Regions from separate parts of the Homo sapiens genome. Here region 2 is linked to region 1. The links are chromatin loops, found by intact Hi-C in ENCODE. Cell type or tissue: A673. All regions are shown on one strand. Links, peaks and the distances in the headings refer to the core of each region. The heading gives the core; the rest is flanking DNA.

Region 1 (2,929 bases), core at 300-2,799:
TATAATTTTTAAATATGTGAAACAAAAATCAAATTTACTATAGGCACAGAGGCATGGCTGCCTCGTCCTTTATTCTGTAAACATCGAGTCTTCAAATTCCATCTATATCAGCAAATGGTCAGTTTATCTCTTTCCATTCAAAATTCCTAAATTGTTTTCAGCTCTTTTACAAAATCTCTCTCAGTATGAAGTCTTGTCTGGATTTTTTTTAAAAAAAGTTTTGGATTTAATTTGGGGATCTTTTAGAAAAACAATAACGTGAGGTTTTAACTGAAGGAGAAGTTTGAATTAAATATTCTAATTTAAAGTAAGTTAAAATAAATATGTTATTGTGTTTCAATTCCATTGAATTATTGGTCTCAGATGTTCCAGAGTACAAAACGTATTTCAGGCCTGAGGCTATTTTTACACACACACACACACACACACACACACACACACACACACACACACTTAAAACATTCAGTTGAATAAAATAACATTGAAAAGACTTTTCATATTATAGGCCAGATAGCTTATCTAAATTTTCCTCTATTTAAAATAATTAATTACTGAATTAAACTTCATATTTTAGCAAAATGTCATTTATATATAAATAAATCATAAAATATACTTTTCATGAAGTTTTATTGAAATAAAATAATTCTGTCATAGCAATTACCTATAATTTCAAATATATTATATTTTAGTTAATGTTAATGAAAAGTAAAATTAGGTTGTTACCCATCAACTCTTTTAACTCAAATCAGGAATTTTAAATAACTAAGCTTGAATATTTTAAGCACAAACTCATTCATATCAATCAGACATAATTTTTATTTTGCCTTTTTGAGAAATGATCTAAATAATCATTTAGGAAAGAAGATTATAATTAAAACAGTATGCAATTTAATGTTAATCAGAAATTATATGATGTACAGTATCAGGTAAAAATATTCAAATGTCTTCCAAATAACAGAAGTAAAACTGAGAACAGTCTTTTAATAAAGGCTATTTTGCCTGGTAGGAAAAGATTGTTAGTTGTAAAAAGAAACCTTTTAAACTAATATGATGAGGTACATGTAAAAATTAATATTATGCTCTGATGTTCTCTCTAGTGAGTAGCCTAGGTTGATTTATTCATTTAGGTAATTGTGTTCAGCAATATTAGTAATTCACTGTTAAATTGAATTTGGAGAACGAACAATAAATTGAAACTGCAGTGATATTTCTTTCTTACTGTGTAACAAACAGATGTATTGATGTAAGTTCTGAGTGTACTACATAAGTTAAATTCCCTAGACTGTAATTTGATCAAAAGGCTTTAGACATTTACTTGAGCTATATTAGGCGGCTGCCATTGGATGGCAGTAAAATTCTACATCAATCACTTTAAGCAAAGTGAAGCTGGGAAAATAATGGGACTTTTCTTTTATTATTTAACAGCAGAATGCTGATTTAAAAGGCAAAGCTCAGGGGGTTGCATATATTGTGGCAATACCAACTAATTTTTTTTTAACTGTTTTGTTTTCTTCTCTGCTCTATTTAAAGGGAGATGCAATTTTAGAAAAATAATGCATAGTATTTTGTCACAGCAAGAGATGTTTTTGCTTTTCTTTTATGTAATAAAAATTTTCATTTTTTTATTTTTAAAAATAAGTCAATAAAGGGATATTAACAAATTATATATGATTTAAACCTTTGCACAGTATTAATGCCTAAGTCTTCTTTTTGTTTTCTTCTGATTGTAAAGCCCATGTGCATTTTGTTCCGGGTTTAAAGGCTGATTTATATAAAGAGCTGTAAATATTATAATGTCTAATTTTATTGAAACAATTTGAATAGAGAACAAAAATATGAAATCACACAGGAAATGTTGCTAACGATGATATTGCAGAAGAGAGTGTTCCTTCTCAGGAGGCCTTAAATTCTGTGCTTGTACACCACTGAAAGTAGTCAGTATTTTGCCCCTGAGATATGAAAGACAATATTGAATATTTCTGATCTTATGTTAATTTATGGTTACTCACGAACGATTCACAGGGAGGTACAGTCTGAAAGAAAATCTTTGTCATCTTAAACCTGTTGTGTTTATCACACAAAACTAACAGGAATAAATAGCACAGAGAACAAATAAAATGAGATATGTCCTAAATGCTATCTCACATAAGGAAATATATGTTCTTATGTCTCTTCTCACTCATTTAGAATTTTATTTGGTTAGAAGTTGGTAACATCAATTACAATTTATTTGGCAATAAAACGAACCAATTGTTTTCAGAAAATATTCAGGATGGTCTGACACAATCTGAGGGCGATTAATCAGGATTTCCTGGGATCAAACCACAGACTTTTCTGCTATTTATCTTTTCCCTCACTTTATGTTTAAAGTCTATTAAAAGTTTATAGTCTTCCAAAGATCATATTAGGCATTAAAATTCAGGCATCTCATTCCTGCCGCAAAGATTGTTAGAAGAAAAGAAAATAAATGGGTTATCATGAATCCATTCTCATCATGAAGAGTGTAAAAAGCATGCACAGTGGAACAATATTCATTTATTTTTACGACAATGCTCGAGAAGAGAAAAAAAGGAAGTGAAATAAACTTAGAGATATGTAGTATTATTACTTCCAGGCACAGGGAGTTAGAAAGGCTGGAATGAAATGCCTTAGTATGCAGAAAAGGGCATATTTAACTGTGTGTGTGTGTGTGTGTTGTAGGATGCCATTTTTTCAGGCTTTGGTTTATTCAGTTACTGAACATTTCTGATGCAAAAATTTGATTTAACATCTATTTAACTATTTGACAGTATTTTTAAAAGTTTATTTTATTGAATTTTTATGAGAATAAAGAATACATTTGCATGGTTTTTTACACTTGCCGTTCCCCAACATAACCTAGTGGAAATATACATATGTATATAAGCGAACCTCAAATATTTATACCTAC
Region 2 (2,929 bases), core at 101-2,600, 540 kb after region 1:
TCTCTACTCCAGGGAGCTCTGCCTTTGATCTCTTTGATTTTTTTATGCCAGATCTGTTATGGACTAAAATTCCTAGGTTTTCCATAGAAACATCTCCATTCCTTTGGGATATTGATGTTTTCTTCTTCCTGGGGGTTATGATATGGTAAATCAGATTCAGAAAAGGGACAATGCCAGCATTCATGGGCCTGGAGTGGGGTTTCTCTTGGCCTTCTCCCTCCCTCTCTCTCATATTCTCTCTTAGTCCCTCTCATTCATACAAATATTTCCTCCCTCCCTCTCTCTCTTTTTCTCCTCTCCTACTTTCCCTCCCCCCTCCTTCCTCCTTTCCTCCTCCTTTCTTTCCCTGCCTCATTTTCTCTCCGTTGTTCTCGGGGGAACCAAAATAGGGGTTGAGATTCTGGTCTCTACAAGCCTTTCAAGCGCCTTCAACTTTGGCGGCGGCAGCAGCAGGTTGCGTTGCCATGGATACTGTACTGTATGGCTGTGGCGGCGGCCACGGCGGCCGCAGCTCGAATCCCCTAAACAATGCCGAGCCAAGTGCAGGTTTCTCGCCCTTTTCCGTGCACTTTTCTCTTCTAATGGGGCTAGTGGCCTCAAATGGGAGATGCATCTTGACACGAAAACAATCCCTACCCCTCCTCTTCTCCCCCCCACCCCCGCTTTTCCTTCCTCCCTCCACGTCTTTGATCTATTAAAAATCAAAAGAACAAAGTCACAGAGGAAAGTTGAGTTTTGTTGTGACTGCCACTGCACAAAATGGAGCTCTTCAAACAGAGTGTGGTGGAACCGAGGTCTGACAATGCTGATCCAGGATTGGTTGTAGCTACAGGTCAAACTGGACAGCTCTATACAAGAGGACACAAATTATAACCAGGCCCGCCAAGGAGCAGCAAGCCTCTCCATCCCAAACTAACTATAGCTGGGAAATTCTGATAGCCAGAAATGCCTCCAGTCAGGCTCCAAGTGCAACGTGAGTGAGGGCTCTGAAGAGGCCCCCAGGTGAGGAGCCACAAGGACCCAGAGCTAGAATATCTGCTCAGTCTTAAATCATTTTACAGAGCCTGTGCGTGGCATTAGACCCCACCCAGATCTAGACAAGCTACAGCTTCCTCCACAGTGCTTGGCGCACAGCAGGTGTTCAATAAATAATCGCTGGTGGTTGTTGCTTCTGCACTGCCAAACCCTCCGCTAGGGGGCGCGAGAGGAGGTTTACCCAGAGAGAAGGGAGTGGGTAGACACTACAACTCCAGAAACAACAGCCACACTGTACCATAAAGGATGGTTAGATGGCTGGAAAAATAATGCCAAAGCAAACAGATACTGAATTCAACTTTTCTTTTCCAAAGGGACAGTAACATTAATATTATCATTATGGTCAGATGTCATTTGCCACAACTTATTGCTAGTGAGACCAACACTGAGCCGAAACATACATGAGCCATTTTCTCAGAACTAAGATCACTGTAAGATCCTCAACCTTCAGATGCTCAGAGCATTTCTTTAGATAATGTATTCAGCACCCACTACTTAAAAATAGTATCAATCATTATTGAACTGGTTGTGTCTGTGTCTACTATGCAGATCACATATTTATAGATTCATTTTGTCACATTGAATATTCTATTTAGACAACAAAAAAAAAACACAAGTAGATTTGAATTACATTCATTTTTATTTTAAGTCAATGGGAAATATGGATACTGCATACTTCAAAAATTTACTCAGTTTGGATTCGACATTTAGTATCCAATTTTTCGGCTACTTTTTCTATATTAAAAATAACCTTGGCAAAAGCTTCTATTCGAAATAAAATAAAAAATACAAAAAGGGATTGTAAAGTAAGAGAAAGAAAAGCAAACTCAACTTGAAAACCTTTCAATTCTGAACAACTGGATTGTATAGTGTAAAGCCTATCCCAACATTTTCTCAAGGAACTGGTGTGCTGATGATCCCCCAAACATTTTAATAATGTCCATAAACTTCAGAGGCTGAAGGACAGCAAGCAAAATGTGCTAACAAATGATAGACATTTGGCAAGATAAAATTTAAATATTTTTGTTTTTAAACCAGGAGAAAAACTATGAATTACCAGAAAATTCTAGTCATTTCTAAAACAAAATTGTAGAAGAGACATGTTAATGTAACTGTGTTTTTTTCTAAGCCATGTTTGAACAGTGTAATTATTTGTGATGTACAAAGAAAGGAGGAAAAAAATTAGAATGCAGAATTGTTGCTAGGGATTTGCAAACATCATGGAAAAAGTAGTACAAACCCTTGCCAAGATCCCAGAACTCTAATCTCTGGATCCTGATCTCCAAAGGAAGGCTAGAAAATTCTGCCTTGGCCTAAAAGTCTTGAGAAAATGAGATTGAAAACTGTTGATAAAATCAGCTGGGAGAAAAATATATAAATGTTCTTGGCCCAAGTGACCAGGATTAGTATTTAAAATTTATGTTGTTAAGTAAATTCAAATACAAAATCAAAGAAAACTTTTGTCTAGCAACATGACTGCTTATGGTATGTGTTCTCTTACTGGTTAAATGTACCATAGACATATCCACACGCACACACACAAGAAAGTTCCAGTTTGAAGAACTTGACCTTTTCTCTCTTATGTATTTTTTCCTTCATTTATTTACCTTTGCAGTTCCAAATAAATTTAGAAAACTACTCCCTAGACAATTGATAAGGCAGAATGTTAACTGGCCAAAAGTTTCTGGGCCACCTTTTAGCCCTCAGGGAGAATTGAAGGGAGATATCTGTGAGGTCTGGTCATAGGCACATGGAAAGGAAACAGGAAGTAACCATAGTAACCACTACCTAGGCTAGAAAAGGTGATTCTGTAGGGCCTGAGTGGTTCCATCCATTTTGAATGAAACTTAAATGCAAAGGCAGAGAGCAAGCCTACACACACACACACACACAC

The links. A loop is a pair of places that touch in the nucleus more often than their neighbours do. Peaks named below come from ENCODE experiments on the same cell type or tissue, not always from the same donor. Only the 100,000 strongest peaks of a DNase experiment are listed, where the experiment ranks them.
Region 2: it touches region 1 in a loop (2.3-fold over the local background); 1 of 110 quality-filtered maps calls a loop at or near these places.

What each region holds. Positions count from the first base shown.
Region 1 is chr3:146,816,567-146,819,495 of GRCh38, forward strand. No RefSeq gene overlaps it. Among named protein-coding and RNA genes, the nearest start is that of LINC02010, 100 kb to the right of the region's middle. In A673, for the core only: a CTCF peak has its summit at 1,319 (motif pointing right); DNase peaks (open chromatin) are centred at 1,355 and 2,525; H3K27ac peaks cover 793 bases.
Region 2 is chr3:147,360,825-147,363,753 of GRCh38, forward strand. LOC124909494 (leucine-rich repeat extensin-like protein 5) reads right to left here. Exons shown (of 2, transcript XM_047449442.1): 2 at 1,842-2,929. Among named protein-coding and RNA genes, the nearest start is that of ZIC4-AS1, 25 kb to the right of the region's middle. In A673, for the core only: a CTCF peak has its summit at 1,180 (motif pointing right); DNase peaks (open chromatin) are centred at 467 and 1,177; H3K27me3 peaks cover 2,032 bases.